2 separate regions of the Homo sapiens genome follow, and region 2 is linked to region 1. A link is a contact called in ENCODE Hi-C or POLR2A ChIA-PET data. All regions are on one chromosome and are shown on one strand. The core of a region is the stretch at or near the end of the contact, and the rest is flanking DNA. Distances in the headings are between cores, read along the strand shown.

Region 1 (5,561 bases), core at 1,670-4,169:
TTTCTTTTTTTTTTTTTTTTTTGAGACGAAGTCTTGATCGGTCACCCAGGCTGGACTGCAGTGGTGCAATCTTGGCTCACTGCAAGCTCTGCCTCCCGGGTTCAAGCAATTCTCCTGCCCCAGCCTCCCGAGTAGCTGGAACTACAGGCACATGCCACCACGCTCAGCTAATTTTTTGTATTTTTAGTAGAGAGGGGTTTCACTGTGTTAGCCAGGATGGTCTCGATCTCCTGACCTCATGATCCGCCTGCCTCGGCCTCCCAAAGTGCTGGGATTACAGGCGTGAGCCACCACACCCAGCCAGGGTCAATGCTTTTTCTACAACTAAATGAAATTGTTGAAGTCACTTGATTCTTTTTGCCACCATCCCCATGTTATCTCTCCTGAGTATGGAGGAGAGGCCTAGAGCATCTATCCCTCCTCTGAGAATTTCGCAGCATCTTTCAAATCACACCGGGTAGGCCAGGTACGGTGGCTGATGCCTGTAATTCCAGCACTTTGGGAGGCCAAGGCAGGAGCATACTTGAGCTCAGGAGTTTGAGACCAGCCTGCACAACATAGACAGACCTCATATCTACTAAAAAATAAAAAAACAAAAAAATTAGCCGGTCGTGGTGGTACACACTTGTGGTCCCAGCTACTCAGGAGGCTGAGACGGGAGGATTGCTTGAGCCCAGGAGATTGAGGCTACAGTGAGCCATGATCATGCGACTGCACTCCAGTCTGGATGACAGAGATCTTGTCTCAAAAACAATGGCCGGGAGCAGTGGCTCGCGCCTGTAATCCCAGAAGTTTGGGAGGCCGAGGGGGGCAGATCACTTGAGGTCAGGAGTTCAAGACCGGCCTGGCCAACATGGTGAAAGCCCATCTCTACTAAAAAGACAAAAATTAGCCAAACGTGATGGCGTATGCCTCTAATCCCAGCTACTCGGGAGGCTGAGACAGGAGAATCGCTTGAACCTGGGAGGTGGAGGTTGCAGTGAGCTGAGATCGTGCCACTGCACTCTAGCCTGGGCAACAGAGCGAGACTCCGTCTCAGTAATAATAATAATAATCCCCACACTTTGGGAGGCCGAGGCGGGTGGATCACCTGAGCTCAGGAGTTCGAGACCAGCCAGGCCAACATGATGAAACTCCGTCTCTACAAAAAATACAAAAAAATTAGCTGGACGCGGTAGCGGGAGCCTGTAATCCCAACTACTAGGGAGGCTGATGCAGGAGAATCGCTTGAGCCTGGTAGGCCAAAGTTAAAGCGAGCAACATCATGCCACTGCACTCCAGCCTGGGCGACAAGAGTGAATGAAACTCCATCTCAAAATCAATCAATCAATCAATCACGCCACTTAGGCATCTGGTCACTACTTCCTCTTGTTCTCAAGGTCTTTCCTTCCTAAAGACTATAGCCTCTAGGGTGGCACACCTTAGCCATCTCCATACCTCAGCCATGTGACATGGTCTCAGCTGGAAGCTGTTCAACAGCCTCCTTATCTAAGGCTTGGGCCTTTGCTGGGGCACCCGCGGCAAAATATTATGTGTTGGAACCTCAGTATGCTCAGCTGTAAAATTGATATGACTGTATTATAGCTCTTTTTCCTTGTTCCAGCTTGCCCCCAAATCACTGGAACAATTAGGACACTCACCTAAAGCACTTTGGTGTCCTTGATGGAAGGTCCATGTCAAGAGGTGTGCTGGACGGAAACACATTGGGTCTTACCAGCCTGCAGGAGCAGACTGGCAAAATTTCAGGGATTTTGCAACCAGGGAGATATCACCCTGGTAGCCTGAAATTTGTTTTAGTGGAATATCAGCACCATAGAAATCATTAAAAGCTACAAACAGCACCTTTGAAAAAAATGTATTCCAGGCCAGGCACGGTGGCACCTGTAATTCCAGTACTTTGGGGGGCCAAGCAGGACAGCTCACCTGAGGTCAGGAGTTCGAGACCAGCCTGGCTAACATGGTGAAACCCCATCTCTACTAAAAATACAAAAACTAGCCAGGTGTGGTGGCAGGCACCTGTAATCCCAGCTATTCAGGAGGCTGAGACAGGAAAATCACTTGAACCCAGGAGGCAGAGGTTGCAGTGAGCCAAGATCAGGCCACTGGACTCAGGTCTGGGCAACAATGAGACTCCGCTTCAAAAAAAAAAAAGAAAAAAAAAATGTATTCCAGAGAGCTGTTTACAAAACAATTACCAGCACACCACTAGTTTGTCTAAATTTTTGAGGCTACTTTTTTTTTTTTTTTTTTTTTGAGACAGAATCTCATTCTGTCGCCCAGGCTGGAGTGCAGTGGTGCAATCTCAGCTCACTGCAATCTCCACCTCCCGGGTTCAAGCGATCCTCCTGCCTCAGCCTCCTGAGTATGTGGGATTACAGGCGCCTGCCATCACACTCAGCTAATTTTTGTATTGTCAGGAGAGACAGAGTTTCATCATGTTGGCCAGGCTGGTCTAAGAACTCCAGACCTCGTGCTCCACCCGCCTCGGCCCCCCAAAGTCCTGGGATTACAGGCGTGAGCCACTGTGCCCGGCCGTGTTGGGGCTACTTTCTAACTACTTCTGACTGATCACTTTGGTGACAAAGGAAATGCTGAATAGATAAGGGGAATCCAATTCTTTTGAGAGTGTCTTTTCAAAGATCCTGCCCACTTTCAGTGAAATAAACTAGACGAATTCCAGGAAGTGTGGACACTGAAAAAACTACAGTAAAGTTCTAGAAGATTACCCCAAGTCCTGGCTGACACCAGCACCTGCTCACAGAGTCCTTCCTTAACAGAGCTGACCAGGGTCTGCATCTGGTGCCAGGTCGTGAAACCTCCAGGAGGGACTAAGTGTGCCCCCTGAGCTAATTGTGGAAGGCAGCTGGGGAGAGGGCCAGCTCCAACCAGCTCTACCAGTTTTCCCCAAGGCCATAGGCAGATCTCCTGGGAACGTCTCCTGAGCTCATACCTATCATGGTTTCAGTGTTCCTGCTTCTGCTATGGGAGAGGATCAACAAACCATTGGTGGGGGGTGGGGACTGCAGTGAGGACAGAGCTTTAATGCCAACTGGACGAGCATGAGCTGTAACTATTTGGCTGTCCTTCTGAATTTCTATTGCTCTGCAAATATTCTCTGAAGAGCAGCAATGAGCAAGGTGAAGCAGGCAGATGTGGGTGAGACTGGGCTGGTATCACCCCACCCATCCGCCCAGCTAAGCAATCTTGGGCAGGCCACTTGTCTATGCCTCAACTTCCTTGTCTGCTAATTGGGGACAATACCCTTATAGGCTTGCGTGGAGATTTAATAAGTCTCACAAAAGTCTCAGAACGAGGCTGGCTTCAGGGGTATGCTGTTAGTGCCGTGACACAGCGTCCCCATGCTCAAAAGGGTCCCACACTTGGGACTGAATGTTCTGCAGTCATCATCTTGAAATTCTTTATTTTTTATTTTTTTGATATGGAGTTTTGTTCTTGTCACCCAGACTGGAGTGCAATGGCACGATCTCGGCTCACTGTAACCTCCGCCTCCCAGGTTCAAGTGATTCTCCTGCCTCAGCCTCCTGAGTAGCTGGGATTACAGGTGCGTGCCACCACACCCAGCTAAGTTTTGTATTTTTAGTAGAGATGTGGTTTCACCATGTTGGCCAGGCTGGTCTCGAACTCTTGACCTCATGAGATCTGCCTCAGCCTCCCGAAGTGCTGGGATTACAAGCATGAGCCACTGCACCCAGCCTGAAATTCTTAATGATTTTGTCTTTGAATTTCTGTTCCCACAGGGCAATGGAGTGCGCATGCATCATGGACTTGTAGTGCAGTGTGTGGTCCCACCTCCCTGCCTCCCCCTGGCAGGTTCCTGACTGCCCATTCCCCTGTCCCCTGCACCCTGGGTTCCATGGCCCCCTCCCCACTCCCACCTGGCCACCTGGCCACCCTTCACTCTGGGCAGGGCCTGAGTGTGGGTGCAGGAGGATCAGGGTAAGGCACGTGTTCCCTGGTGTCTTGAGCACACAGCATGCTCCCGAGCACCCCCGGTGGGGGCAAGCCTCTTGCCTGCTGCCTACCCAGGTACCTAGTGTGTGCTGGTGCAAACTTTGCAATGCCTTGGAGGGTGACCTCTCTGCCACAGATTGGGTGGTAGGCTCCTGGCCCCTAGCCAGGGCATGGTGCATTGGTCTAGTGGCTAGTCAGAGTGGGGCTCAGTGGCAGATGGATGCGCCTGTGAACACAGAATGGTAGGGCAGGGACCCCAGCCCTTGGGAGCGTCCCCACTCCTCCAGGAGCATCCTTGATGCTGCAGGGAGTATAATATTCAACAGAAGATTTACAAACAGGACAGTTACACAGATAGATCATGAAAAAAAGAATACTTTGTATTTGGTACCCTTTTTTTTTTTTAAGACAGGGTCTTGCTCAGTTGCCCAGGCTGGCATGCTGTGGTGCAGTAATAGCTCACTGCAGCCTTGAACTCCCGGGCTCAGGCCTCCCACCTTGGCCTCCTGAGTAGCTGGGACTAGGTGCACAACACCACGCCTAGCTGATTTTTTTTTTTTCTGAAGTAGAGATGAGGTCTCACTACGTTGCCCAGGCTGGTCTCAAATTCCTGAGCTCACACGATCCTCCCAGCTCAGCCTCCCAGAGTGCTGAGATTATGGGCGCAAGCCACTGTGCCCGGCCTGTACTTGGTACCTTTAACAGCACTTTTCTCTGCTGTTCGAACAAGGAGCCCTGTGTTTTCATTTTGCCCTGAGCCCTGCAAATTATGCAGCTAGTCCTGCTGAGAACATTACCTGGCACACAATAGGTGCTCAATCAAAGTTAGTAAGTAGAATTATTATGACAATATATACATTCCCTGTGGAGTCATGTACCTGAGAGGACCATTCCACATCTTCACATGTAAGGATAAGGGTCATGTCTGTTCAGTATCGCGTGGGTCTTGATACAGCATCTTGTGTTAATATGAACATCCAGCCGAGCGTGGTGGCTCATGCCTGTAATGCCAGCACTTTGGGAGGCCGAGGTGGGCAGATCCCTTGAGGCCAGGAGTTACAGACCAGCCTGGGCAGCATAGTGAAACCCCGTCTCTACTAAAATACAAAAATCAGTCGGGCCTGTAGTCCCAGCTATTTGCGAGGCTGAGGCTCGAGAATTGCTTGAACCCGGGAGGTGGAGGTTGCAGGGAGCCAAGATCACACCACTGCACTCCAACCTGGGCCACAGAGCGAGACTTTGTCTCAATAATAATAATAATAATAACATAAACATCCACAGCAACAGAAGATGACATTGATTGCTGCGGTGACCTTTAGCATTCAATTTTTTTTTTTTTTTTTTGAGACAAAGTTTCACTCTTGTTGCCCAGCCTGGAGTGCTATGGCACAATCTGAGCTCATTGCAACCTCCGCCTCCCAGGTTCAAGCGATTCTCCTGCCTCAGCCTCCCAAGTAGCTGGGATTACAGTTATGCGCTGCCACACCCAGCTAATTTTTGTATTTTTTTTAGAGATGGGGTTTCACCAGATTGGGCAGGCGGGTTTGAACTCCTGACCTTGTGATCCGCCCACCTTGGCCTCCCAAAGT
Region 2 (5,561 bases), core at 2,539-5,038, 36 kb before region 1:
ACACACACACACACACAAAAATTAGCCGGACAACACGGTGAAACCCTGCCTCTACTACAATACAAAAAAAAAAAAAAAAAAAAATTAGCCGGGCATGGCGGCGGGCGCCTGTAGTCACAGCTACTTGGGAGGCTGAGGCAGGAGAATTGCTTGAACCCGGGAGGCGGAGGTTGCAGTGAGCAGAGAACTAGGCAGTTGGTGGGCGGAGTGCTGACCTGCAAAAGAGTCAGTGAGGGAAGAGAGGGTTAGAAACAATCCACCCTAACATCCTCCCCACCCACTTCTCCAGCCGGTCTTCCCTTTCGCATTCTGTGAGATTCTCTGACCTTCATTTTAATCTGATCGTCTAACACTAAAATGTAGTCAGAACACTCCTCCCCAGGCTGAGTCCTCTAGGGAGAACCATAGAAATGTAAATTGTCATCCTCTTCACCGCAATCATTACTGTAGCCCAGAGCCCAGAGGCCCCCCAGGGCAACCCTTCATCTGGTAAACAAGAGGATACAAACCCAGGCACATTTTTTGACTAATGAGAAACACTCACAGAAAATGAAAAGGCCACCCTCCCTGCAGTGGCATCCAGGCCTGGCCTTGGTCCTTCCTTCCTCCTCGGCTGCTCTGTCTTCGTGGAACTCACACCCCCACGTAGTCATCTTCCCCGTGGAGAATACTTAGCCTTGGATTAGCACTGGCTGCATTTTCTTCAGCTCCATTTCCAAATTCCCGTAATTCCTATTTCATTCAATTAATATATTTTGGCCAGTTCTCTTCTAGCAGACTGGGGACAGAGACATCTCCCATACAGAAATAACAGCGTCGTTGTTATATATACATTTTTTGAGACAGGGTCTCGCTCTGTCATCCAGGCTGGAGTGCAGTGGCACGATCTCTGTTCACTGCAACTTCGACTTCTTGGGCTCAAGATCCTCTCACCTCAGCCTCCCAAGTAGCTAGAACTACAGGTGCACGCCACCACGCCTGGATAATTTTTGTTTTTTTTGTTTTTTTTGTAGAGATGGGGTTTCACCATGTTGCTCAAGTTGGTCTCAAACTCCTAGTCTCATGCAATCCGCCCACCTTGTCCTCCCAAAGTGCTGGGATTACAGGCCGAGCCACCATGCCCCACCTGTCCTCATTGTTAATAAAGACCATGCCAGCCCGGTGTGGTGGCTCACGCCTGTAATCCCAACACTTTGGGAGGCCAAGGCAGGTGGATTCCCTGAGGTCAGGAGTTTGAGACCAGTCTGGCCAACATAAAAAATAAAAAAATAGGCTGGGTGTGGTGGTTCACGCCTGTAATCCCAGCACTTTGGGAGGCCAAGGCGGGTGAATCACCTGAGGTCAGGAGTTCGAGACTAACCTGGCCAACATGGCGAAACCTTGTCTCTACTAAAAAAAATGCAAAAATTAGCCGGGCGTGGTGGTGCGTGCCTGTAATCCCAGCTACCCAGGAGGCTGAGGCAGGAGAATCTCTTGAACCCGGGAGGCGGAGGTTGCAGTGAACGGAGATCGTGTCACTGCACTCCATCTCCTGGGGAACAGGGCAAGACTCTGTCTCAAAAAAATAAATTAATTAATTAAATAAAAAAATAAAGACCATGCCACTGGTTAGGGTGAGCCCCAGCCCCATACTTTTTAAGGCTTTAATAATTAACTTTAGTTCCTCTAATATTCTAATTCTGTCCTGAAATGGATGCCATCTCAAGGAAGAGACTACCTTAAATCAAGTGTCTGAGAAGACAGCTTTGGTGGAACCGTACTATTCTAATTCTACTTAAGATGTTGGCCAATATGAGCACACATAGCTTTTCATTTCAGTTCCCACTCCCTACTGCCCAACATGCTTACTTTTTTTTTTACTTTTTTTTTGTTTTTTTCAGACAAAGTCTCGCTCTTGTCCCCCAGGCTGGAGTGATCTTGGCTCACTGCAACCTCCACCTCCCAGGTTCAAGCAATTCTGATATTCGTTTGTTAATTTATTCATCCAGTAAGCATTCATTAATCCCTTCCCTCAAGGAGTTTCCATTCAGTGAAACTGAGCCTATACAAAGTAGGGCTGACTTGGTGGGGATGCTAACCTTGTATGTGGCTTGAAGGAGTAGTAAGACGCCACCTATTCAAAAGAGTATCTCCTGCATTTTGTATGTAATATTATCGTAGACCATCCTCTGCCTTACAGCAGCATCTCCCAGTGTGTGGCCTGCAAGGTTCATTTGTTCACCACAGATGCTCACTAATGGCCTACTGGGTACCTGGCTGTGGCCTTCACAGAAACCTCCATGGTCAAGTGAGTGTCAGAAATATTGGCATAAACAAGCTGAGGCTTGTCACGCTCATTATGCAATATGACTTGTGCCCTTCCGAAGTTCTTGCCATAGAGGCGAAGGTTGCAGTGAGTGGAGATTGCACCACTGCACTCCAGCCTGAGCAACAGGCAATTATTTTTAATTTTATTTATTTAAAAAATTACATCTTTCATGCTTTTTTTAAAATTTTGTTTTGTTTTGTTTTGTTTTTGAGATGGAGTTTCGCTCTTGTTGCCCAGCCTCCCGAGGAGCTGGGACTACAGGCATGCACCTCCACACCCGGCTAATTTTCGTATTTTTAGTGGAGACGGGGTTTCACCATGTTGACCAGGTGGTCTCGAACTCCTGACCTCAGGTGATCTGTCCGCCTCGGCCTCCCAAAGTTCTGGGATGACAGGCGTGAGCCACCGCACCCAGCCAGTTGTTTCAAATTATATGCTAATACTATATTAATTATAAAGCAACTTCTTCAAGCAAGCAAACACCGTATGAACGCACCATTGTTAACCTATAATTAAAATATGAACAATCATGTTACAAATATATATTTAATATTATTAGTTCCAAGAGTAGGAATGATCAAATGTTTGAGGGATTTTTTGCTGTTGTTCGAGACGGAGTCTCGCTCTGTCGCCCAGGCTGGAGTGCAGTGGCACGATCTCAGTTCACTGCAAGCTCCGTCTCCCGGGTTCACGCCATTCTTCTGTCTCAGCCTCACGAGTAGCTGGGACTACAACGGACTACAGGCGCCCACCAACACGCCCGGGTAATTTTTTGTATTTTTAATGGAGACGGGGTTTCACCGTATTAGCCAGGATGGTCTCGATCTCCTGACCTCGTGATCCACCCGCCTCGGCCTCCCAAGGTGCTGGGATTACAGGCGTGAGCCACCGTGCCCGGCCTGTTTGAGAGATTTTTTATTTCGGTACAATCACTTTAACAATCAGATTAGCCAGAGATTTTTTTCCTTCACTTTATGAAAGCATTGTTTTTCTGTTTGTTTGTTTTCTTTTTTGCCTCCCTATTAAGTTCTTTGAAAGCTCAGAAGAACTCTTATCTTTTCCCTTCTGAAACTGTCTTGTTCTCCAGGGAGCAGTGGGAGGTTTGTTTTGCTGCAGAAGAATGAATGATTCTTGATACATTTCTGGCCTTGTCCTGTTAAAAACTGAGGAGGGGCCTCACATCCCAGCCCTGGGTAAGAGCACAAACACAAATGGGATTCTTCTCTGCAGCAGTTTCCACTCCCACCTTGATGAGTGTTCTGCGGTTGGCAGGACTATCCAAACCTGCCCCAGAGTCCCAGGAAGCTGAGAGGCCAAAGAAAGAGGCTGACAAATCCTGTTTCTTAGCCGGAATCACCTAATGGAGACTTATAAACAAAAGCTAATGGAGGTGGTGGATCCGCAGGCTGCCACTCCCCTACTCCGGGCTTATGTAGCATAGGGGAGGGGTGGTTCAGAAGGGCTATGCAGGAACTGAAGTATGATGACCTCAAGGTCGTTTGCCCTAAGGGCAGGATTTATGATAGTACCTACTCTTACACAAGGAACAAGAGACAAACAGGAAATCTTAGAAACCAACATGGTGAGCCGGGCGCGGTGGCTCATGCCTGTAATCCCAGCACTTTGGGAGGCCGAGGCGGGCAGATTGTCTGAGCTCAGGAGTTCGAGAACAGCCTGGCCAGCATGGTGAAACCCCATCTCTACTAAAAACACAAAAATTAGCTGGGCGTGGTGGCGGGCACCTGTAATCCCAGCTACTTGGGAAGCTGAGGCAGGAGAATCACTTGAACCCGGGAGGCAGAGGTTGCAGTGAGCTGAGATCATGCCACTGCATTCCAGCCTAGGCAACAGAGTGAGACTCCATCTCAAAAAAAAAAAAAAAAAAAAACTGAGGAGGGCTACTTCGTCTGATCACTGGAGTACTGACTTGGTCTACAGCTCCCCTAACTTAACCATTTCCATTTTCTTTGTTTGTTTGTTTGTTTTTTGAGACAGAGTCTCACTCTGTTGCCCAGGCTGGAGTGCCGTGGCATGATCTCAGCTCACTACAACTTCTGCCTCCCGGGTTCAAGCGATTGTCCTGCTTCTGCCTCCTGAGTAGCTGGTACTACAAGTGCACGCCACCATGCTCGGGTAATTTTTGCATTTTTAGTAGAGACGGGGTTTCACTATGTTGGCCAGGCTGGTCTCGAACTCCTGAACTTGTGGTCTGCTCACCTCTGCCTCCCAAAGTGCTGGGATTACAGGCATGAGCCACAGCTCCCAGCCCCATTTCCATTTTCTTAGCCTCACAATTGCCAAATTCAAATATTAGTAAACAAAATATCATGCGATATAATTTTAGAAGCAACAAATTGGTCCCTTTGTCCAGAAATATTTTCTCTGCTTATTTTCCTCAGTTATTAAATTCTTCAATAAGATTTTAATAATTCAGACTAAAGTTTTGACCATGCCTTCCAGTTCAGACAATGCCGTGGTCTGTACATTTGGGAATTTGGAATAGTGGTTAAAAGCACCTGCTTTAGTGGGGTGCGGTGGCTCACGCCTGTAATCCCAGCACTTTGGGAGGCCAAGGCAGGCGGATCACCTGAGGTCGGGAGTTCAAGACCAGCCAGGCCAACATAGTGAAACCTTGTCTCTACTAAGAATACAAAAATTAGCGGGGCGTGGTGGCGTGCGCCTGTAGTCTCAGTGAGAGGTGACAGCGTGCTGGCAGTCCTCACAGCCCTCGCTCGCTCTCGGCGCCTCCTCTGTCTGGGCTCCCACTTTGGTGGAACTTGAGGAGCCCTTCAGCCCACCGCTGCACTGTGGGAGCCCCTTTCTGGGCTGGCCAAGGCCGGAGCCGGTTCCCTCAGCTTGCAGGAAGGTGTGGAGGGAGAGGCGCAAGTGGGAACCGGGGCTGCGCCCAGCGCTTGCGGGCCAGCTGGAGTTCCGGGTGGGTGTGGGCTTGGCGGCGCAGCCGGCCGGCTTATGAGGGGCTTAGCACCCGGGTCAGCGGCTGCGGAGGGTGTACTGGGTCCCCTAGCAGTGCCAGCCCACCGGCGCTGCGCTCGATTTCTCACCGGGCCTTAGCTGCCTTCCCGCGGGGCAGGCCTCGGGACCTGCAGCCCGCCGTGCCTGAGCCTCCCACCCCCTCCATGGGCTCCCGTGCGGCCGGAGCCTCCTCGATGAGCACCGCCCCCTGCTCCACGGCGCCCAGTCCCATCGACCACCCAAGGGCTGAGGAGCGCGGGCGCGCGGCGCAGGACTGGCG

Evidence for each region. Hi-C counts contacts between places; a loop is a spot of excess contacts on that map. ChIA-PET counts read pairs that join two places held with the same protein, here RNA polymerase II (POLR2A). Pooled maps may share reads with other maps.
Region 2: a loop to region 1 is called in a map of PC-9, with 6 times the contacts of the local background. The contact joins two enhancer-like sites. A Hi-C loop is called at or near these places in 1 of 168 maps with a recorded cell type or tissue (PC-9), 1 of 37 single-sample maps with no recorded cell type and 1 of 50 pooled maps. POLR2A ChIA-PET finds 5 or more read pairs at or near these places in 5 of 52 experiments (A549, GM12878, HCT116 and 2 more).

What each region holds. Positions count from the first base shown.
Region 1 is chr7:152,501,974-152,507,534 of GRCh38, reverse strand. No RefSeq gene overlaps it. Among named protein-coding and RNA genes, the nearest start is that of LINC01003, 41 kb to the right of the region's middle. Within about 2 kb of position 2,919, at least 3 of the 41 ENCODE cell types and tissues checked have a DNase peak (open chromatin) inside an H3K27ac peak, as active enhancers do; they include PC-9, where a contact is called at or near this core.
Region 2 is chr7:152,538,863-152,544,423 of GRCh38, reverse strand. No RefSeq gene overlaps it. Among named protein-coding and RNA genes, the nearest start is that of LINC01003, 78 kb to the right of the region's middle. RefSeq lists enhancers at 1-93, 5,485-5,561. Within about 2 kb of position 3,788, at least 2 of the 41 ENCODE cell types and tissues checked have a DNase peak (open chromatin) inside an H3K27ac peak, as active enhancers do; they include PC-9, where a contact is called at or near this core.